Linked DNA regions of Homo sapiens: regions 1 and 3 are each linked to region 2. The links are chromatin loops, found by intact Hi-C in ENCODE. Cell type or tissue: PC-3. All regions are shown on one strand. Links, peaks and the distances in the headings refer to the core of each region. The heading gives the core; the rest is flanking DNA.

Region 1 (11,099 bases), core at 2,161-10,160, 690 kb before region 2:
ATCACTTAGGTATTAAGCACCACATGCATTAGCTATTTATCCTGATACTCTCCCTCTCACCGCCGCCCCCTCAACAGGCCCCAGTGTGTGTTGTTCCGCTAAACAATGGGAACACGAAGCTTATCATAAGGAAGGAAGGTTAGTGGGGAAGGCATTCAGCAGAGGGAAGAACATGGGCAGATTGTAAAGCAGGATGTTGTTACAAGCATTTAGAGCAAACCTGGGCCATACCATTTGGCTGGAATAGAGCATAGGGGCTGTGGGGAGGTAAAGGAGCATCATCACCAGGAATCAGCATGGGGCTGTGGAGTGTCCACTAAGCAGCTGTGGCAAGTCACTTCTTACCACTCACTGTCACTTTCTTATCATTTCCTCAGGTGAGGAAAATAGATGGAATCTTTCAGACCCTGTAGTTGTGATAGGGATTAGAGCTGATGTATGTAAAGCACCTAGCACCGAAGGAGCTAGGAAAGCACAATGGATCTACATGGTGGAGGCTGAGGATGTCTTTCTCATTTGGCCATAGTTTCCTATTTTATTAAGTGCTGACACAGAAACTTTAAATAGTGGAGAGGGTTCTAAGTAATATTTAGTCCTTACACACACACACACACACACACACACACACACACACACACACTATTCTTTACTTGTAAATGGAGATGCTGCTTGCACTTCACCTGCCTGAGGAGGCCCACCTTTATTTCTCCTGGCCTTTACCACTTCCTTACCTACTTTTATTGCTATTTCAAGCTCTTTTGTAAAAGGCAGGTGTGAAAGCATCCCACCCCTCAGCCCCCTTGAGGACCTGGGTGGCATTACTGGTACTTGAAAGAAAAGGTAATGAAAGTAAAAAAGAAAAGGCTAAGTTGCTATCACATTTGTCAACTCTGGCCAGATGCTCATTAGCAACAGGCTAGAAGCCAAAAATGAAAGACCAGGCTGCAGCTTGGATCCAAAAATAAGGGCCAGGCTCTGTGGAAAATACTGACAGATGCGAGCCAGAACAAGGAAGAATGCTTTGTGTGCGTCATTTGAAAAAGAACACGTCCAAGCACCCAGACATAGGTCTTCATGTAGTTTATCTTAGTGGCCACAGTAGGGTTGCTCAGAGCATTGTTTTGCCTCCAAATCACATGGGATGCTTGATAAACATACAGATGCCCCAGCTGCAGCTCATATCTGCAGAATAAGAATCTGTGTGGGGGTCCTGGGGGATTCTAATGCACCCTGAAGAGTAAGACCTATTGATCTGAGATTGGGAGAATTAATGCTTGAGCTATGATGGAGGCTGGTAAGCACTTAGGAAATTTCACTGCATTCTCCCAAAAATCCTGTGAACTAGTTATGATTATTACCATTACCATCCCATCTTGCTAGTGAGTGGTGGAGTCAGAACTCCAGCCCAGGCCTCCTGATGTCCCCTTACTTACTTAGCCTTTTATTCTAGGCCTCACCAGCAAGAGGGTATCTTCATTCCATGCCCTTCAATTGGTAGAGAGTGCCAAGGGCAAGAAGCCAATTCCTCACCTCCATTACCTGTCTTTACATCCCAGCGCCATCATGGGCCTTCCCCTCAGGCCAGATTTCTAAGAATTTGGTTCTGTTTGTTTTGTTTTGATTCTGCATGAAATAAAGAAGGTTAAGGTAACTATGTAGCTTCCCTCTCTTATTGAAATAACAGTGCCCTCTCTACACCATCCCGTGATTGCCAGGGTGCAGGAGCATGTCTGCTGGATTTAAATCCCAGCTTTTACTCCACCACTTACTAGTTATTTAAACTTTGGGCATGTCATTTAACCTCTGGAAAATAGAGATGGCAGCAATTGAGTAAAAGAAGAAGAAAGGCAAGTCAGGGTGTAAAGAAAAGGATGGGCTGGATGCTGTGGCTCACGCCTGTAATACCACCACTTTGGGAGGCTGCGGTGGGCGGATCACAGGGTCAGTAGTTCAAGACCAACATGGCCAACATGGTGAAACCTTGTCTCTAATAAAAATACAAAAATTGGCCGGGCACGGTGGCACGCGCCTGTAATCCCAGCTACTCAGGAGGCTAAAGCAGGAGAATTGCTTGAACCTGGGAGGCGGAAGTTGCAGTGAGCCCAGATTGTGCCACTGCACTCAGGCCTGGGTGACAGAGCGAGACTCTGTCTCTGAAACAAAAACCAAAACAAAGCACAAAGGAAAAGGATGAGATGCTACCGGTATGAGAAGAATATAAACTGTGGTTCTCAACCCTGACTGCAATTAGAGTTATCTGAGGATCTTTTAAAAATACTGATGCCAGGATTCCACTCCCAGAAATTCTGATTTCACTGGGGTGTGGTGAGGAATCAGGTCAGCAATACCATTTATATCCCCCCAGGATATTCAAATGCGCAGTTGTGGTTAAAAACCTCTTGTTGAAGATAGTGAGGAAAACAACCAACGTTCCACAAATGCTCTCTGGTTAGAGACACTTTCTTAGTAAGGGTGAGAATGCTTACTGATTGAACAAGCAATTATTACTCACTTACCCTGTGCCAGGCTCCAGTGCAATGGCTAAAATTTAAAATTTAAATTAAACTTAAACTTAGTCCCTGATCTCAGGATAGTTGCAGTCTAATGAGGAAGTCACAGCCAAAAATAAACTATGCGGTTACAATATAGTGTGGTCAATATGGTAATAGCAGTTAGTTCAAAATGGTAGGAGAAGAGTAAATGGAATGACTTCTTCTCCTTTCAAAGAAACCATAGAATCATGAAATAATAGAGATGAAGGAAGCTCAAGGTTCCTAATTTTGTGCATAAGGAAACAAGAAATCAAGAGATTGGAGGTTTCTCAGAGTCACAGAGTTAATGCAAGAGAACCTAAAAAATTCTAATGATGTAGCAAGACATACTTTAACTCACCAGGGGAAGTGCTAAGAAACTATGGCTTAGCAGCACTGGACTCTGAAGCTGGAGTTCTGGGTCCTGAAAAATAAGTAGAATTTGGACATAAAGGCATGGGGAAGGTTTAGATTTTCAGTGGAAGGCTCAGCCCATAGCTCAAAGGAGAACATGCTCACCAGGGTAATGACCTGGAGCTTAAGGATCTCAGGTGGTGGCCAACAGCTTAGGGCTCCCTCCTCCACATCAACTCTAGTTTTGGGCTTACACCTATTTCTTGCTGGATACGCAATTTAGAGGGATGCTCCCACCTCCAGTTCCACTCCTCTTTGGGGGTTATACTATACAACTGAGACATTGAACATGTTAATTTTACCTGGTGTATTGCTTAATTTCAATGTGACCTAGGGTTTGAACCTCTTATCTTAAATTCTTTAGTGACGTAACAGATTAACACCTCAAAATAGATGAAATGTCTCTCAATTATGACTACATTTGGTCAGTCTTGACTATATTAAGCTGCAGTTCACATGTGCTCTGTTTACCAAACTTAAAATCATTAAATCTATATTGAAATGTGTTGAATTGGCTCTCCATTCTCCCCATACTCTGACCTTGGTGTTCTCCTAGAGGTTTCACCTTCTCTCACACCCTACACATCCTTTTACACCAGTAAATACTATTGCTTCCCCTTCAAAATTTATCCAAAATTCAACCACTCCTCGCCATCCTCACTACCACCACCTTGGACCAAACCACTGTCATGTCTCACCTGGATTATGGGAACAGCCTCCTAACTGGTCCCCCATGTTTCAGCCTCGCCTCTGCAGTCTATCCTTAGCACAATAGCAGAGTGTTCCTTTTAAAAGAAAGTCAGATTGTGTCACTTCTGTATTCAAAATTATTCACTAGCCTTTCCTAGGTCCTTCCTATGATTGACATGACATGATCTGGCCCCCATGAACCTCACCTTCTCTTCTCTGGCCACACTGGCTTCCTCCTTGTCCTTGCTCATGTTGAGCAAGCCCCTACCTCACTGCTCCCTGCAACTGGAACACTCTCCCTCCAGATAAGCGCCTGGTGAGCCCCTTCACTTTCTTTAGGTCTTTTCTTGAAAGCTCCTTTCTTAGTGAATCTTATCTGGCCACCCTATCTAAAATTTCAATACTGATTCCTAGACATTTCATATACTCTATCCCTGCTTTATAAAATTGATTCTCTAACATTCATCAGTCAACATTATGTATTTTATTTTACATTTTATTTATTTGTAAAATTAACATTTATAAACACTATATATTTAACTTATTTTTGTTATTCCTTTTTCTTTACCCATATATCTGTTTCACGATGGGAGAAATAATTACCAGTTTTGTTCACTGTTGCATCCCAATAAACTAAGTACAACACCTGGCACACGGTAGACTCAATAAATACTTGTTGAATGAAAAAGTGAGGAAATGTTAACTGTGGCATAATAAATATTAATATTATAATTGCATTTACATATTCTCTTCTTGATAGCTATAATAATATATTCAAACCATAGGGAGACCAACCTGCACTATAGAATTTTATAACCTTAAGATGATTTAGACCCAAATTAAGGGACATTCTACAGAATACTTGATGAGTACTTTTAAAAGTGTCTACATCATGAAAGACAGGGAAAGACTGAGGAAGTGTCACATATTGGAGTGGATTAAGAAAACATACAATTAAATGCAATGTTGGATGCTGCTTAAGATCCTGGAAGAGAAAAAAAGACAATGAAATTCCAAAAAGATCTATTGTATTAGTACTGTACCCATGTTAATTCCCTGGTTTTGATAATTGCACTATGGTGATGTAAGATATTAAAATGATCTCATCTAAATGTCTAAATATCCTTTATACTCCAAGCAAGGCAGTCATTTAAATGGTAAACATGTTTTTTGAATGAGTACGCAAGAAGTAATTACCCTGATAATCACCAAACGATAATGAGGTAACCAAGATAGATGTGTGTGGTGGGCAGTTTTCTTCTTTTTACCTTTCATCCATCATTTTTCTGTGCTATGGTAGATTTACTCCAAGGAACCTAACACAGGTTTTCAAAGCAAATATTCCTTGGTCCATAAAGGGGTTTAATCAGAAGACACAAAATAGTTCAAAGAGTTATCTTTATACTCTCCCTTCTTTTAAAAGGTTAGAAATAACAATTGTCAGTTTAGTAAAATCATCTTGTAAATAACATCCCACTAATTTGAGATTACACAGTGAAATAATTGTATGCCATTCTAGGTCTCAGGAAAGCATGTTCTCATTAGAGGGAGAAAAATGGTTAAGAAAACTGTCACAGAGGGTTTTTGAGAATCATATTAACTAACAAGTCACCTTAGTTCTTCTGGAGTGGAGCACAGTGGAAAATAAAATCATAGAAACAGAGTTCTTCTGTCTAGAAGGCTGTTGCCCCGTTCCTCTCCAGCAGGAGGGGATGTGTCCTGTCTGTGAGAGGCAACTCCTCCTCAGGAGTAGAAAGTGGACCCCACCTACACTGGGCCACTTACCCATCTGCTTGCTGGAGGCATTTCAGCCAAGGAGAAAGACTTTCCCTTGGCCTTTTTCCACAAAGGGGCATAGCTGGGTGGGTACCCAGGGATAGGGAGAAACATTTCAATCATCTAGAGACTAGAAGAACTAAAGATTATTGATAAGCATTATTCATTTTTCTATAAGTCATAATAAAGATGTTTGTTTGGTAGGAAATATTCATTTTTCTATAAGTCATAATAAAGATGTTTGTTTGGTAGGAAATTATCCCAAAATTTTAAAGATTAATAACAGTCAACAAGGCAATGTAATTCAATTTAACCAACACTTACTGACCATGTACTAAGAACCCACTTCTATTCTAGGGCTGTGGAGATGCAAAGACGAATGAAATAAAAGTGTAGCCCTCAGACAGCTTACTCTCTAGTAAAAGATATAAACTCTATAAACAAGTAGGTAGAAAACAAATGAGTAGCAAGTGTCGAAGGGCCAGGGAGGTAGTCATCATGAACAAAATAAGCTGAATATAAGAATGACAAACTCCAAGAAATGGAAGCAAACACTTTATTCTTATTAAATTATGGAATAGGTATGTAATAATGTAAATATATATAATATTCATATGCTATTTTATATTAAATTTTAAAAACATTGAAAAAGGAAAACAATTATTGCTATATTTTTATTTCATAATTCATTACTGCTTTGACTTGGAATCAGAAACCTCACATCTTTTTTTCTGTACCAAAACATGTTTCAGGCCCTGTATTTTTCACTGTGATGTACAGAATGCAGCCTTAAACACTTATGCCAGGAGGGTGGTTGGTTTTTTTCAGATTAATTTTGGAGTCGAGCCTAAACATAGGCTCTTCCTAACATGGATGGAATTACTACTGTAAATGGTTCTTATATCTAGAATCACCTCTTCCAAAATGTGTGTACAATCCTGGCTTTCAGCATTGCTCTACTTAGACTTCAAATAGACTTCAGTACCGTTTTTGCATTACAGTTTGATAATGTCTAATCATAGCCCAACATAGGTGCTATCAAAAAATAAGAAAGGTAAGCTAAATAATGTTATTTCATTTTCATAAAGTTTGAAGTCTGAGAACATTTTTAGAATTTGGTTTTCAATGGCATAGTTTTAGAGAATAAATTTTATGGTATCTTCATTTCTGGAAACTGATCTCAATGTAGGAAAGTAGATGAAATTATTCCTTTACAAATGAATTTCCCAAAAAGTTACCTTTATCTGGACGGAGAGAAGCTCACAAATGAAACATTTGTGCAATACTTGTGACTGTACCTATAGAAAAATAGTCAAAAAATATAGATAAGTTGTAGAGTCAGCAAAAAGCTCAGGACTTTGGGCTAATCTTCACTGCTAAGCAGAGATAGGGCTATCCCCTGTGATGACATTAACAGTTAAAAAAATCTCTTCTGCACCACAGTGCAAGTAAGCCAGCAAATTCATTAAGCAAATGTTGACCTGATTTTGCTCAGAGACATAGAAGAATAGCCAATTAGTGGTATTAATTACTGAATCCATGGCTTCTCCCATTTTAGCTTTGTGCCCAAAGCAATTTCTGATGAATGAGGAAATTAATGGACTTGGGGATAGTGTACCTACAAAATAGTGCCACCTATGGGCTGTTACTTGACCGGCCTGACATTAACTCCACACATCCTGAGAGCTCCATCTATAACACTTGGTGACTTTGACCAATGCATTCTACATCCAAATGGTCTGAGACCTTTTTCATAACACAGAGTCAGCCATTTCCTGATGTTTTGCCTTTCATGGGCTCCTGTTTCTGAAGTTCCTTGACCCCTTCAAAATTCTCACCACACCACAAATAAATATAGTTAACAGTGTGCTATTCTCTATATCTGTGTTCTCATTTGCTGCAAGAGAAAATGCCACCCATAAATTAACTTGTCCTGAAAGTTCTCAATCTTATTTTTAACATACCAAGCTACAAAGTTGCTCATTAGACTAACATTTACAAATGCCTGTTGAGGCTCTGGACACATAATTTCTGCAGCATTCAAAAGAGACTCTTTTATAAACTGTGTTGTCTGTAAAAAGGTTTTGATACCCAGGCAATTTTTTCGCTTAATAAAGAACTGTATTTCACAGCAACTCACTTATTTTATTCTCATTCAAAAACAAATGCTGCCATTTCTTCAGTCCATTAAATTTTCCAACACCCATCTTTTCTGTGTAGCAGTCAAAGCTGATTTTTTTTTCAATGGTGCCTTAAGATGTAATTTTTCTTTGCAAACATTCTTTGTCTGGATACACTTCCCATCCACCCACCCCCCCCCAAAAAAAAGTTATGCTCCTATTTTTTTCTTATAATAATTGTTTTTTAGGAGATGCACAAGTTCATTTTCCTCTTCTTTTTACACTAAGAAAAATATCAGTAAACACATGGTGGTAAAAAGCTACTACTCTTTGATTTCAGTGCTGGGAATACAACAGGAAGATGTGGAGGCTTTAATTAACTGAGAGGGCACAGTCCTCTGATTTAGGGGCTGTCTACCTGGTGAGGACATCAGCTCTTTGCTGTCAAAGGCAGCTGGAAATCAAAACATTTCAAGAAAAATCTTCTAATTGTTTAAATGTTGGCAACTTATTCAAAATTTATTAAAATACCAAGTGGATCAACAGCATTCTAGTCAAGCAAAACAAGGCGCCCTGTGGGCTGCCCATCTGCAACCTCTGGATACGTAGAGTATAAAAGTAAAACAATTTATACCCTACTTTTATTTTAGTCCCTGAGAAGTAAGAGAAAAGGTACAATTATATGAATGTATTCCTATGGAATATGAACTCTAAGTGCCATAATTAATTTGGAAATGGTCTAATAAGGCAGTGTGGTGTGGTAAAAAGGATACCCTTCTTGAAGCCAGTCCGTTTGGGGAATCCTGGGTATTCCACTTATCGAGTTGGTTAATTTTCGATTCCTCATCTGGAAGTAAGCATAAAGTGATCTGGTAAGCTTCTTAGTATACTGTCTGGCATTTGGAAAGTGTTCTTCCATAAATGGTAGCTAGGACTGTTATTACAAAATGCAAAATATGCATTTTCGACCACATTTCTTTGTATGCCTCCCAAATATCACTTGTGCCCAGGCTCTACTGCTCTCACTCCTGCCGTCCCTCCCTGGTGCTCCCACATTTCATCTCACGGCCTGATGGTGTAGGCCCCTGCTCATCAGCACTCTCTGGAGTTTCCCACCTCCTTTCCTGGCCGGTGCTCTTGCCTCTCCCTAGAATGTCTGTCCCTTTCTTCTTCGTTCAGTTAACCCCTGTGAGACTCGACCTAGCTGTCACCTCTTCTAGGAAGTCTTCCTAGAATGCCACCACCCTCCAATCTAAATAGAGCACTCCCTTTTATCTGCCTTATGTTCACCTCAGTCATAGCATTTGTCAAATGGTCTTATAAACCGTGAGCTCCTGCGAGACAGGAACTGGGCCAATCATCTCACTGTCCCTTACACGTGAGTGCAATGCTTTTATGTGGCATGTAATTAGGAATCAAAAGAATTCATTCCCTCCTTTAGGAAGGGAAAGGAAGGGAATAAATCCTCCTTTTAGGAGGATCTATCCATAAAGGATGGAATGAATAAATGAGGTGCCTGGAGACCAGCATAGCAAGTGCCCACTCCACTTCAGCTTCCCTTCTACTTTACAAAGTTTCAAACGTCTTTGGCTGCTGAGTGTGCATCTCTCCCCTTGCCTTCCCAAACCTTACTCCTGCTGCTGTCTCCACTCTCACCCAAACCAGTGGAGATTTCCATTCTGGAATGGCAGGTTATGACAGAGAAGGCACATAAGTGTCACCTCCTGAGTCTTGTAAGTGGGCACTGGAAAGACCTCTAAGAGGGTTTCTTTTGAAAAGTAATAATGAATAAAAAATACAGCCACTATTTGGAGGCAAAGAAGGGGAGAACTATAACCATAACCCAAGGTCTTACCTTCACTTTCAGAACATGTGGCTTCTTAGCTCAGTGGGAGCAAGAATGGATCTTGTACACTAGCATCCATGGTCCAATAGCAGAAGGGAAAGCATCTTCTAGGACAGGGCTTCCAATAGTATGTACAGTGGCTTTCAGTAAAGAAACAGCAGCCCTTTCTCCAGAGGGATACAGACCCCTTCTGGAATACTTAGTGAGAAGAAGACAGACTAGACCAACTAGACCACAGCCCACATGTGCCCCTCATCCAGGTACCTTTGTGAACTACCCATACAACCTATTGAGGTAGTCCCAAAGTAAGAATTTCCCTTATTACGCACAATATTAGAAAAATGATGATGAATAATATGCAAATATTTATTATTTTCTAGGAACATGGGTGACATTTGGAGGTCAAATTTCAGATGAGGTAAGTTACCTTTGGCCTCTATTATGCTAATGAAAGAAAATGCAGAGAGAGCTGTATTGCAGGAGTCCTCTTCCTGGGACCCTGACACTCTACAGGGATAAGGTTTAATTCACAGGAAATGGTAAAATTGACTCAGAGATTATTGTTGATTTTATTTTTCCTGTTGTATTTTTTACATTTAGACTATTAATAGCCCTTGAAGCTGTACATTATATATGCAGGTTGAACAGTCAGAGAATGAAACAATTTGGAATTAACATTAGTCACTTTATGAAAAGATTGTATTGCTGTGATGTTGTTTTGCTTTATTTGTTTGTTTACTTTTAGCTGCAATTAGGATGACTAATTGGTCTCAGTTTACACAGAAGTTTCTCAGTTATAGTATTGGAAGCCCACATTGCAGAAACCCTCTCAGTCCTGGGAAAACTGCACAGTTGGTCACCTGGCTTGGGCGACTTAATCTAACCTCTCTGAGCCTCAGTCCATCCTATATAAAATGAGATGCTAATGCTAACTTTGATGGTGATCTGTTGAAAGAATTAACACATCATGCTTATCAGATGTTTATATAGTCCTCTGACTAGTAGGTAGCAGACACTCAATAAATGGCAGCTATGGTAATTATATTTACAATAAAATTCCTTTAGATCATCATTTGCACAGTCAAAACAGTACTTACCAAAGTGATATTTTTATCATTTCCTTTAAGGAATACCTTCATGGCATAAGTGAGGTATGCAGGCATTGAGCACCAAGAACTCCCCTGAGGGCAATGCCCTGAGTCCCTCTGATCCTTCCGTGTCTACCTGCAAGAAGAGTCAGGGATAGTGTCTCTGAGTGGGTGCACTGAGTGGGATCCAGTCCCACTCTACCATTGACCGACCTGGTTTACTAACATTTATGTGTACTAATGGTGGCCACATCAATAAAATGCTCTAACCCTCTAATCAGCAGGATGGTGGTTAAGATTAATGAGATGATGCCTGTAAAGTGCTTAGTGGGGTACCTGGCCCAGAATAAGCCCTTTACAAAGGTAGTTCTTACTATCATTCCTAACGAGACAGTTGGGAAACAGAGGCTTTTCTCCACAGCTCCCCAAATCACCAGTGTTATTTAGCAGATCTGAGAGAGAAGTCTTAACTGTATATTCTTGTCCATCCTAATGCCTGTTCCCTGTATTGGGCACATGTCACCTTATAAGGCTTGTCTCATGGGGGCTCCCCAGGGATGCAGACTTTAAGCTAGAGAGTAGCATGCAGGACAGTTATTAGGAAGTGTTCTCAGGATCAGCACAGGGCAGGGAA
Region 2 (11,099 bases), core at 2,084-10,083:
CACTCTGTCACCCAGGCTGGAGAGCAGTGGTGTGATCACAGCTCACTGCAGCCTCACACATGTGGGCTCAAGCAATCCTACCACCTCAGCCTCCAGAGTAGCTGGGACCACAGGCATGCACCACCACACCCAGCTAATTTTTGTATTTTTAGTAGAGACAGGGTTTCACCATGTTGCCCAGGTTGGGGTCGAACTCCTGAGCTCAATGAATCTGCCTGCTTTGCCCTCCCAAAGTGCTGGGTTTACAGGTGTAAGCCACCATGCCTGGCTCCCCTTACTTCTTTTACTATGTGAAGGGCTTGGAGTTGAATACTGGGTGAACCCCAGCCCTGCAGAATGAGAACAGTCTATATGGAGAGGAGGAAATGCTGCAAAAAATGTACCAAGACTTTTCCTTCCATACCTGTGGAATAAATCTAGTCAACAGTCATCCTCTAGTCACGATGAATAATCTCCTGGAAACTCATGCCTTTGACCTGGATAAGTGCTTTCCTTTTCCCTTCTCCTCTGGCAGAGATTCCTTCAGAATATTCGCCTCTCCAGATGTCTTCTTTACTTTCCCGATAGCCTATGCCCAGGTTTCTGAGGAGTTTCCTTTCAGACGTGGCTTCCTGGTGTTGTAACTGGGATGCAGTCTTGCCCTCTGTGTCCCTCCAGCCGCATGTCCTCCCTCTTTTCCTGAGAAGGCAGGGTCATGGACATCTAGAGACCCACTGCAGAAGTGAGAATTTTGTCGACTTAGTGCCAAGTATTGTCCTGCTTTGATGAAACCAATGAGCACAACACTGAAGAGCTTGTGAGGGTCTGACAGTGGAGGAAGGCGCAGGTGGACAGGCACAGAAGAGCACCCCAGAAGACACCCCTAGAGCACCCCAGAAGACAGTTGGACACCCCCTCTAAAATGCTGCTGGTTGCAGTACCAGGCATCCACAGAAGGGTTTCCAACACTCACAGTGCAGTGAAGTGACACACAGGCTCACTTTCTTACCAATGAGGACCTGAGCCAGAGTGCAGAAAGCCTTCTTGCAGATCTTCCATGTCTGGGGTACACTAAGTGAGATCATATTTGTGTTCTTACACTGTCTAGGAAAGCTCATAGTTCATAAACATCTCTTGTGTACCAGTCTCTGGCATTTTTTAATACATCATCTCATAAACATCAGGAAAACCCTCTGAGGTAAGGATTATTTGCCCTGTTTTGCATATTATTAAATTGAGGTTCAGAGAGGTTAATAGACTTGCCCAAGATAACAAAGCTATTTAGGAGAGTCAGGGCATGATGTGAGCTCCAGAAAATGTTACACCCTTGAAACTATGGTTTGCCTGACCAAGGACACCTCTGGCCACTTTTCTGCTTTGGGGTGGGAGTCCCTTGCATCACATTAGATGAGTGCATATGATCTTTCCATTGATTGCATTTATACATTGAGTGATCAGGTAACTTGGTTACACATGGATATGCCTGCACCCAGAATTGGCCATTGTGCCAGTTTCCTGCCCCCTTCTTCCACCACACACAAAGGCCAAGTCATGATTGTGTCAGTCCCTGTGGCCTCATTCGTCTGTCTGCCACAGATGTCTGAGCAGCTGTGGGGCAACTGACCAAGAACAGAGAGAACGTGGGCTTTGGAGCCAGGCAGGCTTGGATTTAAATTCTAACTGCCATATTTTCAGGAAAAACTACCCAGATTCTAAGATGGGGATGGGGACAAGGAAAGGTGGAGAGGAAGTTAGAGTCAGAATCATGGGACCTCATCCTAGTTCTGAGAAGAGGAGGGGGCAGGTGCCAGGGCCACTGCCCTATGCCACCAGCCCTCTCCAGAACAATTGGGGCCCACTGCTGGTCACTGGCAACCCTCTGCTCAGAGGACACAATTTCAGGGGTCCAAAGAAGACTCCAGTGGTCTCCCAAATTCTCTCTTATACACTGATTTAAAACTCTTTTAAGGCCCTGGCCATAAGCTAAATGTAAACATCCCTGGAAAGTTTACAATGTGAGAGAAGCAGCATGGAGTTTGGGGGAGCACTTGCTGTGGAGCACAGTGGAATCCAATCTTTATACATGAGCAATAAGCCTCTGTCTTCTCATCTCTGACATATAATAGCTAATACTACAATAAGAATGGTTAACATTTCCCTCTAGCTATTCTAAATGCTTTTTATACATAAGTTAACTTCTTTAATGCTCACAATAGCCCAATTCCCATTTTGCTGGTGCAGTGGGCACATAGGTCCAATCCTCTGCCCAGGGTCACAACAGCTGGACTTTGAAGTGACGCAGTCAGGCAGCAGTGTCCCTGAGTGTCACCTCCACACCATTCTGGTACTTAGGAGAATAATGAGGCCTTCCTCTTAGGTATGAAGGCAGGATTAAGTGAGACATGAATCTAAAGCTTCTGGCACAAAGCAAGGACTCAATTAATGCTCCTTTCTTTCCCTGGCTTTTTTCATTTGTGAGGAGACAGCTCCAGCCCACCTCTCTCAGCAAAGGTCTGCCTTGCATATATAAGTGCTCAGTCAATGTCTGAAGAATGGACGAAAGGGCAAACTTTGATAAGGTGAGTGGCAGGAGGTGAGGGGAGCATGAGAATAAGAGGTGTTGATAGGAGGCTGTCGGAGGGCTGTGGCTAAGTGCGGTGGTTTTCCTGGTGCCATTATGCTGCCTGGGGCCTTTCAGTCCATGATATGGGCTTTGGTGCCTTCCTGCCCCTTATAACATGGTGTAAACCTCAGAGCTCACCCAAAGTCCTGGAGTCCCAGGTGAAGACCAGCGCCAAACTCAGCAGAGTGGTTCATGGCGTGTGTGTGTGTGTGTGTGTGTGTATTTGTGTGTCATGAGAAACAGCACAGAGGTGACAGAAGCATTACTCTGACAGCCCCCTCTAGTGCAGAGAAAGGTTTGAGGCTACTCCTTGGTGGTGGCAGTGGTGTGGGGGTGGAGGGTGGGATGTAGGGGCCTAGTGTGGAGAAATAGGGCTGTTCTGTTCCAGGCCTAAGATAGCCCAGAGCCACAACCAAGTAGTGGCTGTCCCACCCCTACCCTGGCCTGTGTCAACCACTGGCAAATGGAAAGTGTCTCTTAGAATCCAGAAAGAGGTCTCTGTAGGGCCAGATATAGCCCAGGCCTCTGATGGAAGGTCTCCAAGCCATACTGGCCCAATTCAGCCATAATCTGGCTTCACCAACACAGGCTGTACAGGCAATGATTACTGAGGTGCATTCCTTTCTGTTTATCAAGATTCCATGGGCCAAGGCCAGGTGTACCCAGGCCAAAACAAGCAGACCTTGACCAGGCAACAAAGCAGTGCATTGGTTTCACCATGTTCTCTCTGAATGTCCCTCAGCTCAACTGATGCAGCATGATAGGGATGGTCTAGGGTGACAAACACGGACTGCCACACCCTGCTTATGCTTTAACTATTTCTGTTTATATGCACAGCCTTCATATCCAATGCAAAGTGAAACAAGGTGGTTTTTGCCCACAGAGTGGAGTTGCTGAATGTCAGTTGCTTGTATGTCTGGGGAGTGGTTATTTAAAAATCCTACCCACTGCTTCAGTTTGCTCTGCTCTTTATAAGTACAGTCACAACCCAAGACTCCAGGAGAGATTAATCCGGTGTCCTTGTTCTGTTTCATTCCATGTGAACAGCTGAACTGGGCCTTTCTTGTTCGAGATTTGCAAAGGATAGTCAAGATCCTTCTTCAATCACTAGCATTTCAAAAGGGTTCTTGAAATGACAAAATGGTTCCTTTGCACTGTCGACATTTTCATCATCAATGAATATTTATGAAGTGCCCACATGGAGGTTGCTTGCCAGTTCCGAACCCAGATAAGAGGGAAGGTTCTTTATTCTGTTGCAGAGGGGCGTTTAGTCAGTAAACTGCATTTCTTTTAACTTCTGAAAGCCTTCCTTTTTTCTGGGGAAAAAAATGTCATTTTGCTTTTGCAAATGAGAGAGTAAAGCTTTTGGCTATTGCGTAGTATTTCTTCAATTATTATTTGGGTTTCCAGACAGCACTTGTTTTCTGAAACCCTCAAATTGCCTCAAAGATATAATATCTTTGTGCTAAAAATACTTGTTAGTCAAACATTGGTTGAACTCATGACTTGTGGCACTCATGAATTCAAAAGATGGTTTCATTTTTTCCAAATCATTCTCTCCTTTTCATCCACTCCATCCCAGAACAAATCATTCCGATAATGTATTGCTAGAATGACTCACAAGGGGAATCCATCACTGACCGGGTTTGTCCAAGGTCTTGCACTGACCTCTCATGGTGAGGAGAGCAGCAAGCTGTCCCCCACACTTGCAGGCTGTTATCTTGATGGGAATGAGAGCTGTTGGGCTGCTCTTCAGGAGCAGGAGGTAAGAACAGCCTGTGGGGTCCTGAATGGCCCCAGCGTCCTTGGGTACTAAATGCAATGCTATGTACTCCCCAGTGTAAAAAGCTTCCTGGTTGCATACTTGGCTTTTGCCTTCTGTTTGAGACACAGTGAGCCAGATTACTTCAACAAAGTCATTCCCTGGGAATTAGATGCTCAGAAAAGTACATTAACTTTTCATGTCTTGGCAAAGCTTTTAGCCACAGCAGGAGCTCCCTGAGTGAGGGGCTGGGTTTCTTTTACCTCAGTATTCTTGGAATCTGGCCCACTGCCTGACACATAGTAAATACTCCATAAATACTTGTTAACTGACTTCAGTTAATAATTGTCATCGACAGTCATTGAGAGCACCTACCGTTTTGGGTCCCTGATTAAGACTAAGGATACAATGAAGTATAACAAACAGTCCTGGCTCTGATTGGAGTCTAGTTGGCGAATCAGGCCAAACACGATAAATGACACTTGCCAGCATAGAGTGATGTGTTTTAATTGCTCAAGGAATAACACAGGCCATAAGGGGCACTAATGTTTAGGAAAAACAAGAGATCCACCTAGGACAAGATACCAGGGTCAGCCTTTCTGCTTGCTAGGAATTGGGCTATGCCTTTAAGGAAGAGATAATAGCAAGATGTATCAAGTACCTCCTACTCTGTGCTAATGTCTCTTTACATACATTACTGAATCTCACAACAATCACACAAGGGAAATGTTTATCATTGTCAACCCACAGATGAAGAAACTCAGGCTCAGAGAGGTTAAGCAATTCTGTCCAAGGCCACATGGCCACTGAGTAGGAGGACTAGACTTCTAATGCAGGCCAGTTGAACTCCAGAACCCATGCCTCTTTCACCACCTCGGCCAAGGAGGAAAGACCTCAAACTTTATCAGCTACCTTGGGGCTTAATTTGAAGCAGCTTCCAAAGCAAGCTGACACTGCTTCTAGGAAGCAATAGCAAAGCAAGGAAAAGCTGACACCCTCAGGTTCTCTGAGCACCACACTGAATGGGGTGGCAGGTGGAGCCACAGGGTTACTGGAGTTGATCTCTGGACCTGGACAGCTTGCAACCACAAGCAACGGGCTGGGTGCAGGTGTGGGTATGTGCATGACTCTGCTGGACAATTTCCCAGTAGCACACACGTGGCAAGCAGCGTCTACTGCTGAGCTCTAAAAGACTTTTGATGAGTTCAAACCTCATTATGTGGATGCTTTGTAATGAGACCAGTCAGCCCGGGCTTGGTAGAGTGGTTAAGTATACAGACTCTGCAACAAACTAAATCCTGGCTCAATCACTTACTAGCTGGGTGAAATCACCAACTCATGGGTTCCTCTCCCACCACACGGTTTTAGAAAGAGGTCAAATGAGTTAATATATGTGAAGCAGAATGGCATCTGGCACATAGTGCTTATATAAATAAGGGTTGCTATCTATTCTTCTGCCAGCAGAATCTAGCAAAGGTATGTACCTTTAGAGTTATTGCCAAAGGTTCAAGTCTGGATTAAAGGCCTAAATGAGGCTTAAATGGATGTAGCTAAAGACATTAGTGTTCCTTTGTAAACAGACAAGCCTTTATTGTGTTCAGAATAAGGCTTGCCAGTCAGCTGAAGTAAAACTTAGAGCAAGATCTTGTATCACAGACAGCCAAAGAGTGACCTCTAGTGGCGTAGGTTCTTATTACTGACTATGCAAACTGAAAGGCGTTCAAGGAACCACAGATTGTAGGACTATGGAAACCGATCGTGCATGGGTGTCTTTGTCCGTTTGTGTAACTATAAAGGAATACATGAAGCTGGGTAATTTTTATTTTATTTTATTTTTGAGACGGAGTCTTGCTCTGTCACCCAAGCTGGAGTGCAGTGGCGCGATCTCAGCTCACTGCAAGCTCCGCCTCCTGGGTTCACACCATTCTCCTGCCTCAGCCTCTCGACTAGCTGGGACTACAGGCGCCTGCCACCACGCCCAGCTAATTTTTTTGTATTTTTAGTAGAGACGGGGTTTCCCTGTGTTAGCCAGGATGGTCTCCATCTCCTAACTTCGTGAATGGCCCGCCTTGGCCTCCCAGAGTGCTGTGATTACAGGCGTGAGCCACCACACCCGGCCCCAAAGCTAGGTAATTTATAAAGAAAAAGAGGTTTATTTGGTTCACGGTTCTTCAGGCTATACAAGAAGCATGGTACCCATCATCTGCTTCTGATGAGGGCCTCAGGAATCTTCCACTCATGGCAGAAGGCAAAGGGGAATCAGTGTGTACAGAGATCACATGGCAAGAGCAAAAGCAAGAAGACAGGAGGAGGTGCCAGTCTCTTTTTAACAAGTAGCTCTCACAGGAACTAATAGAGCGAGAACTCACTTACTACCTTGAGCATGGCACCAAGCCATGAGGGATCCACCCCATGGCCCAAACACCTTCCACCAGGCCCTGCCACCAACATGTTGGGTATCAAATGTTAACATGAGACTTGGCAGGGCCAAACAAACCATATCCAAACCACAGCAATGGGGAAGATCGTCCTGGACCAAAAGAAAAGTTGTTCTGGAAACTGCAGCCATGAGAAGCCCTATACATTGGCAAGGTAGTTATCCTGATCTTTGAAAGTTATTTCATCCCCTCTGACGCCAGTGCTGATATTCTCAAGAACTCATGTTCCCAAGAGCTTCTGGTTATACAGGTCTAGAGAAAGCACAAATGGTGTGAACCTTCTGGAAAGGTACACATGTGGGAAAAAGTCTTTAAAATATTCATCTTAAAGGTCACAGGAGGCCGAGTGTGGTGGCTCATGCCTGTAATCCCAGCACTTTGGGAGTCCAGGGCGGGCAAATCACGAGATCAAGATATTGAGACCATCCTGGCCAACATGGTGAAACCCCGTCTCTACTAAAAATACAAAAATTAGCTGGGCGTGGTGGTGCGCACCTGTAGTCCCAGCTACTCGGGAGGCCGAGGCAGGAGAATCACTTGAACCCAGGAGGTGGAGGTTGCAGTGAGCCAAGATCGCGCCACTGCACTCCAGCCTGGTGACAGAGCAAGACTCCATCTAAATAAATAAATAAATAATAAAGGACACAGGAACTATCTTAAAGGGGTTTCCATTGGCCACATCGGAATTTGAGTAACGAAATAATGATAGTAATGGATTATAACTTCATAGAATGAGTCCATACTGAAACATATAAACAAATGAATAAATGAAGGAGAAAAGAAAGCTCTTTCTTACAGTGGCATTCCAACTAATAAATGTCGAGCGAATGCTGAAATTTAAAAATCATTTTCAATAGTTATTTCAGGTAAAAATCATCAATGGATGCTAGAATTAGTAGGCAGAAGTTAATTAAGAAGCACTATTGATATTATCTAGGCTGAGTGCAGTGGCTCCCGCCTATAATCCCAGCACTCTGGGAGGCCAAGGTGGGTGGATCACCTGAGTTCAGGAGTTTGAGGCCAGCCTGGCCAACATGGCGAAATCCCATCTCCACTAAAAATACAAAAAAAAAAAAAAAAAAAAAGCTGGGTGTGGTGGCAGGCGTGTGTAATCCCAGCTACTTGGGAGGCTGAGGCAGGAGAATCACTTGAACCCAGGAGGTAGAGGTTGCAGTGAGCCCAGATCATGCCACTGCACTCCAGCCTGGGAGATGGAGCAAGACTCTGTCTCAAAAAAATAAATAAAAAACAAAAGAAACAATATTTATATGATCTAAAGTATCTCCCCCAAAAGCTACTTGTTAATTACAAAGTGTAAAATAGTAACTTTTTAATAGAGAACACTGGCAGACAGCACCTTAACCAATGATCATAGTTAACACCATTGGTTACTGGGGCAAATTAACACTGTGCCTCCTAATGAGGCACTGAGGACACAACCTGGCTTCTGTTGTATTTCTCCTGCCAAAAACACAGAACCCAAATCTAATCACAAAAAAAAAAAAATAGGGCAAACTCAAATTAAAAAATATTCGACAGAACCATCAGTTTACAACAGGGGTGTCCAATCTTCTGGCTTCCCTGGGCCACATTGGAAGGATTGTCTTGGGCCACACATAAAATACACTAATACTAACAATAGCTGATGAGCAAAAAAAAGAAAAGAAAAGAAAAATCGCAAAAAAGTATCATGTTTTAAGAAAGTTTGCGAATTTGTGTTGGGCCACATTCAAAGCCATCCTGGGCTGCATGCGACCCATGGGCCGTGGATTGGGCAAGTTTGGTTTTCACTCTTTAAAAATGTCAAGGTTATGAAAGCAAAGACAGACTGAGGAACAATTACAATGAAAAGAGACTAAAAAGATTACGACTAAAGACAATGTATGATTCTAGGTTGGATTCTGGACCAGAAAATAGGGCACTAGTAGGAAAATTGGCAATATTTGATCAATAGATCAATATTTGCAATATTGGCAATGTCTGGTCGATAGATTACAGTATTGGTCAATATGTTAAATTCTCTGACTTTGGTAATTATATTGTGGATATGTAAGATAACGTCCTTGTTTTTAAGTAATATATACTGAAGTACTTACAGGTAAAGAAACAATGACTGCAACTTACTCTCGAGCAGAGCAGAAAAGACACCACAAAAAGTGAAAAAGCAAGTGTGGTGAAATGTTAACATTTGGTGAATCTGGGTGAAGGATATATAAAATTTCTTCACACAATTTTTGCAACTTTTTTGTAAATCTGAAATTATTTCAAAATGAAAATTTCTTTAAAAGTCCACTTCAGGTTCTTTATTATTTTTCTTATGTCACTGAAAAGGGTTGACTAGTGTCTCCCCAAAATTGATGTCCACCTAGAACCTCAGAATGTAATCTTATTTGGAAATAGGGTCTTTGCAGATGTACTTTGTTAAGATGAGGACATACTGGGTTAGGGCAGGCCCTGGTATCCTTAGAAGACATACACATACAGAGAAAAAGGCCATGTGAAGATGGAGGCAGAGACAAGTGATGCAGCTACAGGCCAAAGAAAACCAAGGATTGCCGGGAACCACCAGAAACTACAAAGAAACAAGGGTGGACTTAGAGAAAGCATGGCCCTGCTGTCATCTGGATTTCAGACTTCTAGATTCCAGAAATGTGAAGGAGTAATTATTTGTTGTTTTAAGCTACCAAGTTTGTGGTAATTTGTGACAGCAGCCCTAGGAAACCCTAGGAATTACAGTCACCCACTTTTAAAACAATGGCGCTCTGGTCTACAAGACGCCATAGTCTGGCATCCTCAAGTGTCTGAAGATGCTAATAATGATAACGTTTATTGGACATTTACACACCTAACACTGTGTTAAGTGTATTATATACATTATTTCCTTTAACCTTCATATCTGAATACACTAGGCTTAATTACTAACTCATTACAGAAGGGAACATGGAAGCTTAGAGTGGTTAAGTAAGATGTGTAAGATTGCACAGCTAATAGAGGATGTCAGCATTGAACACCATCTCTTGGGCCTCTTCCTCTTTGTCTTTCTTTTTTTCTTTTACCCTGAAACAGGGTCTTGCTGCTGTTGCCCAGGTTGGAATGCAGTGGAACAATCATAGCATACTACAGTCTTGAACTCCCGGGCTCAAGCGATCCTCCTGTATCAGCCTCCCAAGTAGTTGGGTCTACAGGTGCACCACTATGCCAGGCTTCCTCTTTGTCCTTTAAAACCTTCTCCCATCCAAAGTGCAGCCCACATTCCCTGTCCTCTAAAAATTTTCCAGGGCCTTCTAGGCCACAGTGGTCCATCTTTCTTCTTTAAACTTGGCACTCATTGTACTGTTGCTTGGCTCTAAAATATACTGAGGATTATTCTGGATGTCATTTGGCTTTTTAAAACATTGTCTTTGCCTCCAACTGAATATTAATTACATGCAGGTATGTGCCACGTATCTAAGCATTGAGACTTCACCTACCCTTATTTCTCTAGGTAGAAACCTATCATTATAGTCCTCATCAGATTATATGCAAGTAGATGCTTGACATTTGCAATTTGACTGTTTTCAAATAAGTTGGAAGTTTATCTGAGACTCTTGATTTCAATTGCGTGTGTAAAAGAAGTCAGCTAGGGGCTGAGAGCCCGGCTAATCAATTTAAATGTGGCTTTATTTGTTCATTGTTGGTCTATGTTGTATTAATTTTTGTTAAATGACTAAAATTTGGTTTGAAAGGTCCATGAAAATAACACATCTGGGGCAGAAAATCATTTTGGGCAAGAAATTAAATTTTGTAATTTAGGGTGGAAAACTGAGCCTCACAGTGAGATTTATGTGCCGGGCCCTCTGTACAAAGATATGATGTGTCATGTGCTCTGTTAAGTGCTCTAGCAGTGTAAAAGTCACTGAAGTGAGAAATTCGTTTGAAAAGGTTTAGCTATATGGTGGTTCACTACTGATTTGGGGCACAGAAAACAATCTGATTTAACTGACCCAGGAGCCTAGTCAAACAATGCCACATTCACAGATTTGGTGATTCACATTGTCTTGGAATATTCCGTGAGATATCAGGTGTCAAGAGCCAAGTAAGTAACATCAATGAGCAAAAGGGCAGAATTCAAGAAAATAGCATCAGCACACTGATACCTGCCAACTGACACCTGCACCTGGCTTCAGTGTTACACAATTAACAGGGGGTGGAGGGAATCGTCACGCACTGCAGCATGCAGCCTCACCCGGATGGCTACTGGATGCTAGTTAACTGTGGCCTGGAGTATTGTGGATCTCATGTTTTTTTTGTTGTTGTT
Region 3 (11,099 bases), core at 1,283-9,282, 1.1 Mb before region 2:
AGTTTTACAGCAACTGTAATATTTAGAGAAAACACACACAAAGGATGGGAATGGAAGCCTCGGCAGTCTTCTCAGCAGAGGGCCTCCCAGCAGACTGGATTTATTGGACTTTTCATTTTCCCTCACCATTTGGATTTTCAAAGACTTTTTATTAGTTCAGCCTTTAAAGCAGAAAAAATCAGCCAATTTGTTACAAACCACTGCAGCTTCAGTCCCCTGAAGCCAAGAACAACCGCTCAGCTCTTCCAACTTGGCTGCAAAGCAACATCTGTTAAGTCTCCTGTGCTCACCTCCCCAGCCAAAGAGACGTCACACCTGCAGTGCTGGGATTTTGTGAAAAAAATGGAAATAGCGTATTGTATACATCTTTTTTTCCAATATCTTTTGCTTTATGTTAATGCTTCTAGTTCAGGAGTGTCTGAAGTATTTCACAATGCTTAACAGAGCAAGGTTTGTCCCTTAGTTTTGGGTCATTTGTTAATTCTGTAAGTATTTGCTGAGCATATGTGTAAGACACGTGGCTCTAATTCCCACCAGGTAGTTGTTAGGTTGGCCTCTTCCTTTTGTGATGAGATCTTGTGTTTGTATTTTTTCTTTGGACTGCTCTGATCATGGTTCTATCAGATAAACAAATGCTGGAAATTAGTTGCCAGTCTGGTCAATTTGTTAGGTGGCTTTTCAAATTGTTACACAGGGAGTTGATGTTCTTGGAAACAGAAGGAAGAAGTATGGGTGCCTTATGAACCATTAGGTTTCAGTAAATAGCACCTGCTTTTCACACCACGCTGGGGTAAGGCATAGAATGAGGCATAGCATAGATATGGTATAGCATACCTGGTGGTGTAGGTCATCCAGCAGTTATGTGCAGGAGGATTTTGAGTGGAGATGATCAGCACACTGAAAACAACAAAATAGGAAGACCACAAATGTGTCTCTGGGTAATAATATACTATAGTATAGTGGGTGGATCTTAGATTCACCTGAAATCTTAAGCATCAACTGCATTTTCTAGCCTTGGGATCATGGGTGTCTCAAATTTCTGAGCTCGAGTTTACTGAAAGTAATAGGAACGTTTGTGCTTGCAGTTGCTGAAAAAAAATTAAGTGAGCTACTGTAGGTGCTCATTAAATGTTGGCCTTTGCTTATGGCCACCTAAGAGGAAAATAAAGGAAGTAGAAAGCTCAGTTCTAGTATTCAGAAGCTGGCAGTTCAGTTAGGGAGGTGAGACACAGACTCTACATAAAACCACCAGAGTAAATGCCTCTGAGACAAAACTGAAATGGCATGAGTTAACATATTCTGTCCCCTCATCACCGCCAGTTCTGGAAATGAAAGACTGACTTTTCTTTAAAAAATATGTTTATGGGCCAGGCGCAATGGCTTACGCATGTAATCCTAGCACTTTGAGAGGCTGAGGTGGGCAGATCACGAGGTCAAGAGTTCGAGACAAGCCTGGCCAACATGGTGAAACCCCGACTCTACTAAAAATGCAAAAATTAGCCAGGCATGGTGGCGTGTGCCTGTAGTCCCCGCTACTTGGGAGGCTGAGGCCAAGAATCTCTTGAACCCGGGAGGTGGAGGTTTCAGTGAGCCGAGATGGTGCCTGGGTGACAGAGCAAGACTCTATCTCAAAAAAAAAAAAATGTGTTTATGCTTTTTTTTTTTTTTTTTTTTTTTGAGACAGGGTCTCGCTGTCTCACCCAGACTGGAGTGCTGTGGCACAATCATGGCTCACTGCAGCCTCAAACTTGGGGGCTGAAGCAATTCTCCCACCTCAGCCTCTGGAGTTGCTGGGACCACAGGTGCACGCCACCATGCCTGGCTAATTTTTAAAATTTTTTTTGTAGAGATGGGATCTCCCTATGTTTCCCAGGCTGATCTTGAACTCCTGGGCTCAACTGATCCTCCTGCCTCGGCCTCCCAAAAACCTGGGATTACAGGCATGAGCCACTATGCCCAGCTGTGTGTTTACGCTTGATGTCCAGAAAGCTTTTTATAAAGCAAAAACCCTTCTCTTTAGAGGAAATCAAATGCTTGGGTTTTAAATTAGGCTCAAACATACATCCTCACAAATGTGCACACAAATATTATAGTGACTTTAAGGCTCCATTAGGATGTTCAGCTGAGAGTTGTGCAAATGTTTGATCCATCTGGTGACAGCTCATAGAATGTGTTATTTCCAATGTTTGCAAATAACAATCTAAATAGAAATATGCTTGAAGATATTCTGTTAATGTGTATGCACTGAAAAGCAATTTCCTTTCCATATTATATATTAAAAGAATTGAAACCCTCCCTTGTATTTGCAATTGTATAAATGTCTTCATGCTATTTAAGGTGCAGGTCATGGCAGGAGAGCGTGAACGTGTCATTTGATAGTTCTTGGTCAATGCGGGTATAGTCTCTAGCAGTGGTCTTTTTTTGAAGTATTTCAAATTTTCATTGGTTTTATGCCAGCGAGTGGAAAAAGTAAGGGCTTTGCAGCTAGTGAGACTTAGGTTCTAATACATATCCTTTGGAACAAGGTGTTCAAAATTTGCTGGGATAATGATGGTGACATTTGCATAGGAGACATGGAATCTTCTGCTATCAAGGATTAAGACCTTTTCCTTCGCATGTTAACTGCTATTAAAACATCTCTGGGGAGCCGAGCGTGGTGGCTCACGCCTGTAATCCCAGCACTTTGGGAGGCTGAGGCGGGTGGATCACGAGGTCAGGAGATCGAGACCATCCTGGCTAACATGGTGAAATCCCGTCTCTACTAAAAATACAAAAAATTAGCCGGGCGTGGTGGCGGGCGCCTGTAGTCCCAGCTGCTAGGGAGGCTGAGGCAAGAGAATGGCATGAACCCGGAAGGCGGAGCTTGCAGTGAGCCGAGATTGTGCCACTGCACTCCAGCCTGGGTGACAGAGCGACACTCCGTCTCAAAAACAAAGCAAAACAAAACAAAAAAAACTCTGATGATTGAAACTGTTATTAAATGGAAAGCAGTGTAAAAAAGGCCACTTGAGACCTCCCCGGGGGGGATTTACTAGAAAGGCGAACCCCAGTGCCATGCCAGTGCCTCGGATATCTTGGGCGAAGGAGACAGCTTTGGATGCAGCTTGTGTCTGAAGCTGGAATCTGAAAGCTTATTCTTAGGCAGTGAGCTTAGCAATGTTTTGGAGGAAGTCTGAATGACCAACTGGGGTGTCTGTTGACTTTACATCTCACAAAGTTTCTGGTCTCATACATGGGGTAGTGTAGCTGCAGGTTGTTAGGTTAATTAGTTTCTAGGGGCCGTTGTGCTATTCTGAAGCCTCATGAGCTTTATTCCATTTGTGAAATTGGGGGAGGGATGTGGAGGTTGGAGGGTTAAGGGCTGGGAATAAGGTGAATCCTGGTGTGGTGCTAGCTAAAGAGGGGGACTGATGGAGTGTTAAAGGAGTCAGGGATTGGAGATGTCTGATCCCTCGTCTTCTTGGAGAAGCAATTAAATTAATTAATAGCATTGTTGGAACTTGTTCTGTCATGAGTTCTGATTTTCTCTATAGTCTTGAACTCCTGGGCTCAACTGATCCTCCTGCCTCGGCCTCCCAAAGAGCTGGGATTACACTTTCTCCTAGGTTCATACATACATCTCATTAAATGTACATACATCTCATTCATCATCTCATTAAAAATGAGATGATGTATGTATGAACCTAGGAGAAAGAAAAAGGAGTAAGTTATTTGACTAGCCTTCCACTTAATGTGGAACTGCCCGTTGCTCAGGTGTCAGTGGCCACTATTCCTGAACCCATGTGCATTCCAATCGAGCTGCCCCTCTGGGAGCTCCTGCATCACTCAGTGTATTTTTTGAGGAGATAAATGTAAACTTTTGGCCTTTTCATTGATCACTTTCCCTGTGTTAGATTGTTCTCAGGGGTAGAGAATTCAGAACTCTACATGGCGTTGCTCACAACTTTCTGAATGAACTCAGGCAAATCTCAACCTTAAAGAATGTTGAGCACAAAAACATTAATTTTACCTGCTTTAGATGTTTGATGCTAAATTAAAGTGAGAAAATGCATATGAAAGTGCATTGCAATATGACTCTTTATTAGACATGGAAGGACACAGAACATGCAGAGGGAAGCATTTTTAAGCATTACTAGAAGACCAGAATCAAATTTAATATTCCCTTAAAGTAAATAAGTATTTATACATTAAAGCCCACCAATGAAGGACCATCAGGAACACATTTATTGTAGTACGAAGAAATTATACTTATTTTTCTTGCTGTTGCAAGACTGAAAGCACCTTAAATAAATGATGAGGAGTTGGAAGAAGCTTGTCATAGTATGTGAGTGTGTGCTGGATGATTCAAGGGAGGATTGAGGAGGTGGGGAGCAATTCTGAATTGGATGTTTCAGGAAGCAGGAGCAATTTTGTGACTGAATATCGTAATGATTTTTATCTATAAGATAGAAGGACGACAGTGGTTTTCCTTGGTGAGGTAAAGGAGAAGCAGTCACTCATGTTAGACAGAAGAGGGGGCTGTTTTACTATTTTTGTGATTTCAGAGTGGCCTTATCTGTGTCTCATTCCAAATACGGGCTTGGAATGGACTTGTTTAGACATTGTTTCTATTCTGTGATTGTGGTTTATATGCAATTGGAAATATTATGGCCTAGTTGCCAGCAGGTCTGCTTTTCATTTTCTTGCCTGGTTTCAGGTATGAATATTTGCTTTATCCCCTTTTCTGGAAGGCAAAGAAAGAAGTCATATTCTAGAAGGGGGCCAAGCCTGAGCACTAAGATAGAGGGTCTCCACCTGGGCTTTGGAGATTAGTAAAGGATAAGAATTAAGTTACAAGAGCAAAATGGTAAACGAGTAACGGTAAATGCTCAAGGAGTGAAGCATACCAGAGAAGGTGCATGGGAGATGGCCCTGAAGAGGCTGAGTGTAGCTCCTCCTGCAGGTGTGTTTTTACACAGGTACGCATAAGGAGCACATAGGTTCTTATGAGAACCACACAGATACATATAAGGAGCCCACGAGTATGTACAAGGAGCACACAGGTATGAATAAGGAGGCCACAGGCACTTCTAAGGAACACATGGGTACACGTAAGGAGGCCATAAAAGGTGAATAGAATTTTTGTTTTCTGACTTCAAATGTAACAACTAGACTCCCACCTCAATGCCAAAGTTTTAATTTTACCTCCATATTACCTTCCTGTGATTCCTTACTTATAGTTTTTACCTATATATGTAATGTTCATTTTAATCTTTAACATTGGTTACTTTTGGGAAGTGATACCAAAGTGTTTAGGGAGGCGTCATCACTCTGCTTTATATACTTATACATTGTTTAAACTTTATGGGCTAATTTATTTATAATTAAATTAGTACATTAAAAACAAAAAAGAAACAATTTAATAGTGGTGGTGGTGGAGGATCATGTGATTTTTTTTTGGTGATGTTCTCTGAAGGATGATTTTCTAATTAATCTGTTTTTTTTGAAGGGAAATTCAAAATTCCCCCTTATGAAGGGGGTGGTGTAGGTGTCTTGGATCTGTTGAAAAGACAGTTTTGAGGAGAATTATGATTATGATTATGATAAAATTATGATTCTAATACAAGTGTAAAATGAAAAATGTAAATGAATTTTATTTAATTCGTTAATTAATGGGAACCAGTAATATGTACAAACAATCCAGGAGAATTCAAAGATCAGACCCATATATTGGCAATGAGGAATGCTGAAATGAATTTGCTTAATAAATGCAAAACTGGCTTCTTGGAAAAAAATGGATGTCATTTTGCACTTCTCCCTGGCAAAATTCATTTGCAGTCTGTGAACAGGAGTCATTTGCATTGCTGGCAGTGACCTATGTTTACAGAGTTGTCTGGTTGCAAGATGCACCACTGGACAAGACACCCAGTAATCTTATTTGCCCATTTCAAAGTTTTCAACACTTTTTCCTGCCAGCTCAGAATAACATTTGTTAAAATTCAGTCATTCCTCACCGGGCGCAGTGGCTCACGCCTGTAATCCCAGCACTTTGGAAGGCTGAGGTGGGCAGATGTCTTGAGGTCAGGAGTTGAGGCCACCCTGGCCAACATGGCGAAAGCCTGTCTCTACTAAAAATACAAAAATTAGCTGAGTGTGGTGGCAGGCGCCTGTAGTCCCTGCTAGTTGGGAGGTTGAGGTGGGAGAATTGCTTGAACCCAGGAAGCAGAGGCTGTAGCAAGCCAAAATCGCGCCACTGCACTCCAGCCTGGGTGACAGAGTGAGACTTCCTCTCAAAAAAAAAAAAAAAAAAAAAAAATTCAGTCATTCCTGCCTAATACCTGTACTTAAGATTACATACATAAAAAGAGAAAATGGGCCAAGTGCGGTGGCTCACGCCTGTAATCCCAACACTTCGGGAGGCCAAGGTGGGCGGATCATGAGGTCAGGGGTTCAAGACCAGCCTGGCCAACATGGTAAAACCCCATCTCTACTAAAAATACAAAAAATTAGCCAGGCATGGTGGCACGCGCCTGTAGTCCCAGCTACTCGGGAGGCTGAGGCAGGAGAATGGCGTGAACCTGGGAGGTGGAGCTTGCAGTGAGCTGAGATCGCGCCACTGCACTCCAGCCTGGGTGACAATTGAAGACTCCATCTCAAAAAAAAAAAAAAAAAAAAAGAAAAGAAAAGAAAATGGAGAATATTAAATGAAATAATAAATTGATTATTTGTTATAATTTTATTCTGATGTTTATTTCTGTTGATAAGTGACCAATCCAAAATGATTGTAAAAGAAAAATTTCACTGACTTCAAGGATGTTAATGACATAATTATCAGCAAATAGTTTTAAATTTGCTTGTATTTTCTCTTTTTATACTTTAAGTTCTGGGATACATGTGCAGAACGTGCAGGTTTGTTACATAGGTATACACGTGCCATGGTGGTTTGCTGCACCCATCAACCCATCATCTACATTAGGTATTTCTATAATGCTATCCCTTACCTATCCGTTCAATCCCCAATGGGCCCTGGAGTTCCACTCCATGTGTCCATGTGTTCTCATTGTTCAACTCCCATTTATGAATGAGATCGTGCCATGTTTGGTTTTCTGTTCTTGTGTTAGTTTGCTGAGAATGATGGCTTCCAGCTTCATCCATGTCCCTGGAAAGGACATGAACTCATCCTTTTTTATGGCTGCATAGTATTCTATGGTGTAAATGTGCCACATTTTCTTTATCTGGTCTATCATTGATGAGCATTTGGGTTGGTTCTAAGTCTTTGCTATTGTGAACAGTGCTGCAATAAACATACGTGTGCATGTGTCTTTGTAGTGGAATGATTTATAATCCTTTGGGTATATGCTCAGCAATGAGATTGCTGGGCCAAATGGTATTACTGGTTCTACATCCTTGAGGAATTGCCACACTGTCTTCTGCAATGGTTGAACTAATTTACACTCCCACCAACAGTGTAAAGGCATTCCTATTTTTCCACATCCTCTCCAGCATCTGTTGTTTCGTGACTTTTTAATGATCACCATTCTAACTGGCATGAGATGGTATCTCATTGTGGTTTTGATTTGCGTTTCTCTAGTGACCAGTGATGATGAGCTTTTTTTCATATGTTTGCGGGCTGCATAAATGTCTTCTTTTGAGAAGTGTCTGTTCATATCCTTCACCCACTTTTTGATGGGGCTATTTTTTTCTTGTACATTTGTTTAAGTTCCTTGTAGATTCTGGATGTTAGACCTTTGTCAGATGGCAAAAACTTTCTCCCATTCTGTAGGTTGCCTGTTCACTCTGATGATAATTTCTTTTGCTGTGCAGAAGCTCTTTAGTTTAATTAGATCCCATTAGTCAATTTTGGCTTTTGTTTCCATTGCTTTTGGTGTCTTAGTCATGAAGTCTTTGCCCGTGCCTATGTCCTGAATGGTATTGCCTAGATTTTCTTCTAGGGTTTTTATGGTTTTAGGTCATATGTTTAGGTCTTTAATCCATCTTGAGTTAATTTTTGTATAAGGTGTAAGGAAGAGGTCCAGTTTCAGTTTTCTGCATATGGCTAGCCAGTTTTCCAAACACCATTTATTAAATAGACAGTGGTTTCCCCATTGCTTGTTTTTGTCAGGTTTGTCGAAGATCAGATGGTTGTAGATGTGTGGCATTATATCTGAGGCCTCTGTTCTGTTACATTGGTTTATATATCTGTTTTGGTACCAGTACCATGCTGTTTTGGTTATTGTAGGCTTGTAATATAGTTTGAAGTCAGGTAGTGTGATGCCTCCAGCTTTGTTCTTTTGGCTTAGGATTGTCTTGGCTATATGGGCTCTTTTTTGTTTCCATATGAAATTTAAAGTAGTTTTTTTCTAATTCTGTGAAGAAAGTCAATGGTAGCTTGATGAGGATAGCATTGAATCTACAAATTACTTTGGGCAGTATGGCCATTTTCATGATATTGATTCTTCCTATTTATGAGCATGGAATGTTCTTCCATTTGTTTGTGTCCTCCTTTATTTCCTTGAGCAGTGGTTTGTAGTTCTCCTTGAAGAGATCCTTCACATCCCTTGTAAGTTGGATTCCTAGGTATTTTATTCTCTTTGTAGCAACTGTGAATGGGAATTCACTCATGATTTGGCTGTTTGGCTGTTTGTCTATTATTGGTGTATAGGAATGCTTTAATTTTTGCACATTGATTTTGTATCCTGAGACTTTGCTGAAGTTGCTTATCAGCTTAAGGAGATTTTGGGCTGAGATGATGGAGTTTTCTAAATATATGATCATGTCATCTGCAAACAGAGACAACTTCACTTCCTCTCTTCCTATTTGAATACCCTTTATTTCTTTCTCTTGCCTGATTGCCCTGGCCAGAACTTCCAATACTATGTTGAATAGGAGTGGTGAGACAGAGCATCCTTGTCTTGTGCTAGTTTTCAAAGGGAATGCTTCCAGCTTTTGCCCATTCAGTATGATATTGATTGTAGGTTTTCCATAAATAGCTCTTATTATTTTGAGATATGTTCCATCAGTATGTAGTTTATTGAGAGTTTTTAGCATGAAAGGGCTTTGAATTTTATCGAAGGCCTTTTCTGCCTCTGTTGAGATAATCATGTGGTTTTCGTCATTGGTTCTGTTTATGTGATGGATTACATTTATTGATTTGCGTGTGTTGAACCCACCTTACATCCCAGGGATGAAGCCGATTGATCATGGTGGATAAGCTTTTTAATGTGCAGCTGGATTTGGTTTGCTGGTATTTTTTGGAGGATTTTTGCATCGATGTTCATCAGGGATATTGGCCTGAAATTTTCTTTTTTTGTTGTGCCTCTGCCAGGTTTTGGTATCAGGAGATGCTGGCCTCATAAAATGAGTTAGGGAGGAGTCTCTCTTTCTCTATTGTTTGGAATAGTTTCGGAAGGAATGGTACCAGCGCCTCTTTGTACCTCTGGTAGAAATAGGCTGTGAATCTGTCTGGTCCCGCGATTTTTTTGGTTGGTAGGCTATTAATTACTGCCTCAATTTCAGAACTTGTTATTGGTTTATTCAGGGATTCGACTTCTTCTTGGTTTAGTCTTGGGAGGGTGTATGTGCCCAGGAATTTATCCATTTCTTCTAGGTTTTCTAGTTTATTTGTGTAGAGGTGTTTATAGTATTCTCTGACGGTAGTTTGTATTTCTGTGGGATTAGTGGTGATCTCCCCTTTATCCTTTTTTATTGTGTCTATTTGATTCTTCTCTCTTTTCTTCTTTATTAGTCTGGCTAGCAGTCTATCTATTTTGTTAATCTTTTCAAAAAATCAGCTCCTGGATTCATTGATTTTTTGAAGGGTTTTTCATTTCTCTTATCTCCTCCAGTTCTGCTCTGGTCTTAGTTATTAGTTGTCTTCTGCTACATTTTGAATTTGTTTGCTCCTGCTTCTCTAGTTCTTTTAATTGTGATGTTAGGGTGTTGATTTTAGGTCTTTCCTGCTTTCTCCTGTGGGCATTTAGTGCTATAAATTTCCCGCTAAACACTGGTTTAGCTGTGTCCCAGAGATTCTGGTACGTTGTGTCTTTGTTCTCACTGGTTTCAAATAATGTATTTATTTCTACCTTAATTTTATTATTTACCCAGTGGTCATTCAGGAGCAGGTTGTTCAGTTTCCATGTAGTTGTGCAGTTTTGAGTGAGTTTCCTAATCTTGAGTTTTAATTTGATGGCACTGTGGTCTGACAGACTGTTTGTTATGATTTCCATTCTTTTGCATTTGCTGAGGAGTGTTTTACTTCCAATTATATGGTTGATTTTAGAATAAGTGCTATGTGGTGGTGAGAAGAATGTATATTCTGTTGATTTGAGGTAAAGAGTTCGGTAGATGTCCTTTAGGTCTGCTTGGTCCAGAGCTGAGTTCAAGTCCTGAATATACTTGTTGATTTTCTGTCTTCTTGATCTAATATTAACAATGGGATGTTAAAGTCTCCCACTATTATTGTGTGGGAGACTAAGTCTCTTTGTAGGTCTCTAAGAACTTGCTTTATAAATCTAGGTGTTCCTGTATTGGGTGCATATATATTTAGTATAGTTAACCCTTCTTGTTGCATTGATCCCTTTACCATTATGTAATGCCCTTCTTGGTCTTTTTTAATCTTTGCTGGTTTAAATTCTGTTTTATCAGAGACTAGGATTGCAAACCCTGCTTTTTCTTTTCTTTTCTTTTTTTTTTTTTTTTTTGGCTTTCCATTATTTTGGTAAATCTATCTTCCACCATCCCTTTAATTTGAGCCTATGCATGTCTTTGCACGTGAGATGGGTCTTCTGAATACAACACACCAATGGGTCTTGACTCTTTATCCAGTTTGCCACTCTGTGCCTTTTAATTGGGGCATTTAGCCCGTTTACATTTAAGGTTACTATTGTTATGTGTGAGTTTGATCCTGTCATTATGATGCTAGCTGGTTATTTTGGCCATTAGTTGATGCAGTTTCTTCATAGTTTCGATGGTCCTTACATTTTGGTTTGTTTTTGCAGTGGCTGGTACTGGCTTTTCCTTTCCGTATTTAGTGCTTCCTTCAGGAGCTCTTGTAAGTCAGGCCTGGTGGTGACAAAATCCCTCAGCATTTGCTTGTCTGGAAAGGATTGCATTTCTCCTTC

The links. Peaks named below come from ENCODE experiments on the same cell type or tissue, not always from the same donor. Only the 100,000 strongest peaks of a DNase experiment are listed, where the experiment ranks them.
Region 1: it touches region 2 in a loop (4-fold over the local background); 10 of 110 quality-filtered maps call a loop at or near these places.
Region 3: it touches region 2 in a loop (13-fold over the local background); 14 of 110 quality-filtered maps call a loop at or near these places.

Annotation. Positions count from the first base shown.
Region 1 is chr3:156,443,142-156,454,240 of GRCh38, forward strand. KCNAB1 (potassium voltage-gated channel subfamily A regulatory beta subunit 1) reads left to right here. Exons shown (of 14, transcript NM_172160.3): 3 at 9,758-9,795. It overlaps KCNAB1-AS1 (KCNAB1 antisense RNA 1), which reads right to left and starts at 3,795. Exons shown (of 3, transcript NR_046618.2): 1 at 3,644-3,795; 2 at 2,893-2,955. It overlaps LOC124906298 (a long non-coding RNA gene), which reads right to left. Exons shown (of 5, transcript XR_007096140.1): 2 at 10,475-10,601; 3 at 8,305-8,378; 4 at 7,552-7,623; 5 at 5,954-6,709. In PC-3, for the core only: CTCF peaks have their summits at 5,341, 5,542, 7,033 (motif pointing left) and 7,237; DNase peaks (open chromatin) are centred at 5,360 and 7,070; H3K27me3 peaks cover 2,269 bases.
Region 2 is chr3:157,131,581-157,142,679 of GRCh38, forward strand. No RefSeq gene overlaps it. Among named protein-coding and RNA genes, the nearest start is that of LINC00880, 14 kb to the left of the region's middle. RefSeq lists a silencer at 4,120-4,414. In PC-3, for the core only: CTCF peaks have their summits at 4,299 and 6,042 (motif pointing left); DNase peaks (open chromatin) are centred at 3,311, 4,651, 5,501 and 6,031; H3K4me3 peaks cover 393 bases; H3K27ac peaks cover 3,952 bases.
Region 3 is chr3:155,991,233-156,002,331 of GRCh38, forward strand. No RefSeq gene overlaps it. Among named protein-coding and RNA genes, the nearest start is that of KCNAB1, 120 kb to the right of the region's middle. In PC-3, for the core only: CTCF peaks have their summits at 4,536 (motif pointing right) and 4,736; a DNase peak (open chromatin) is centred at 4,519.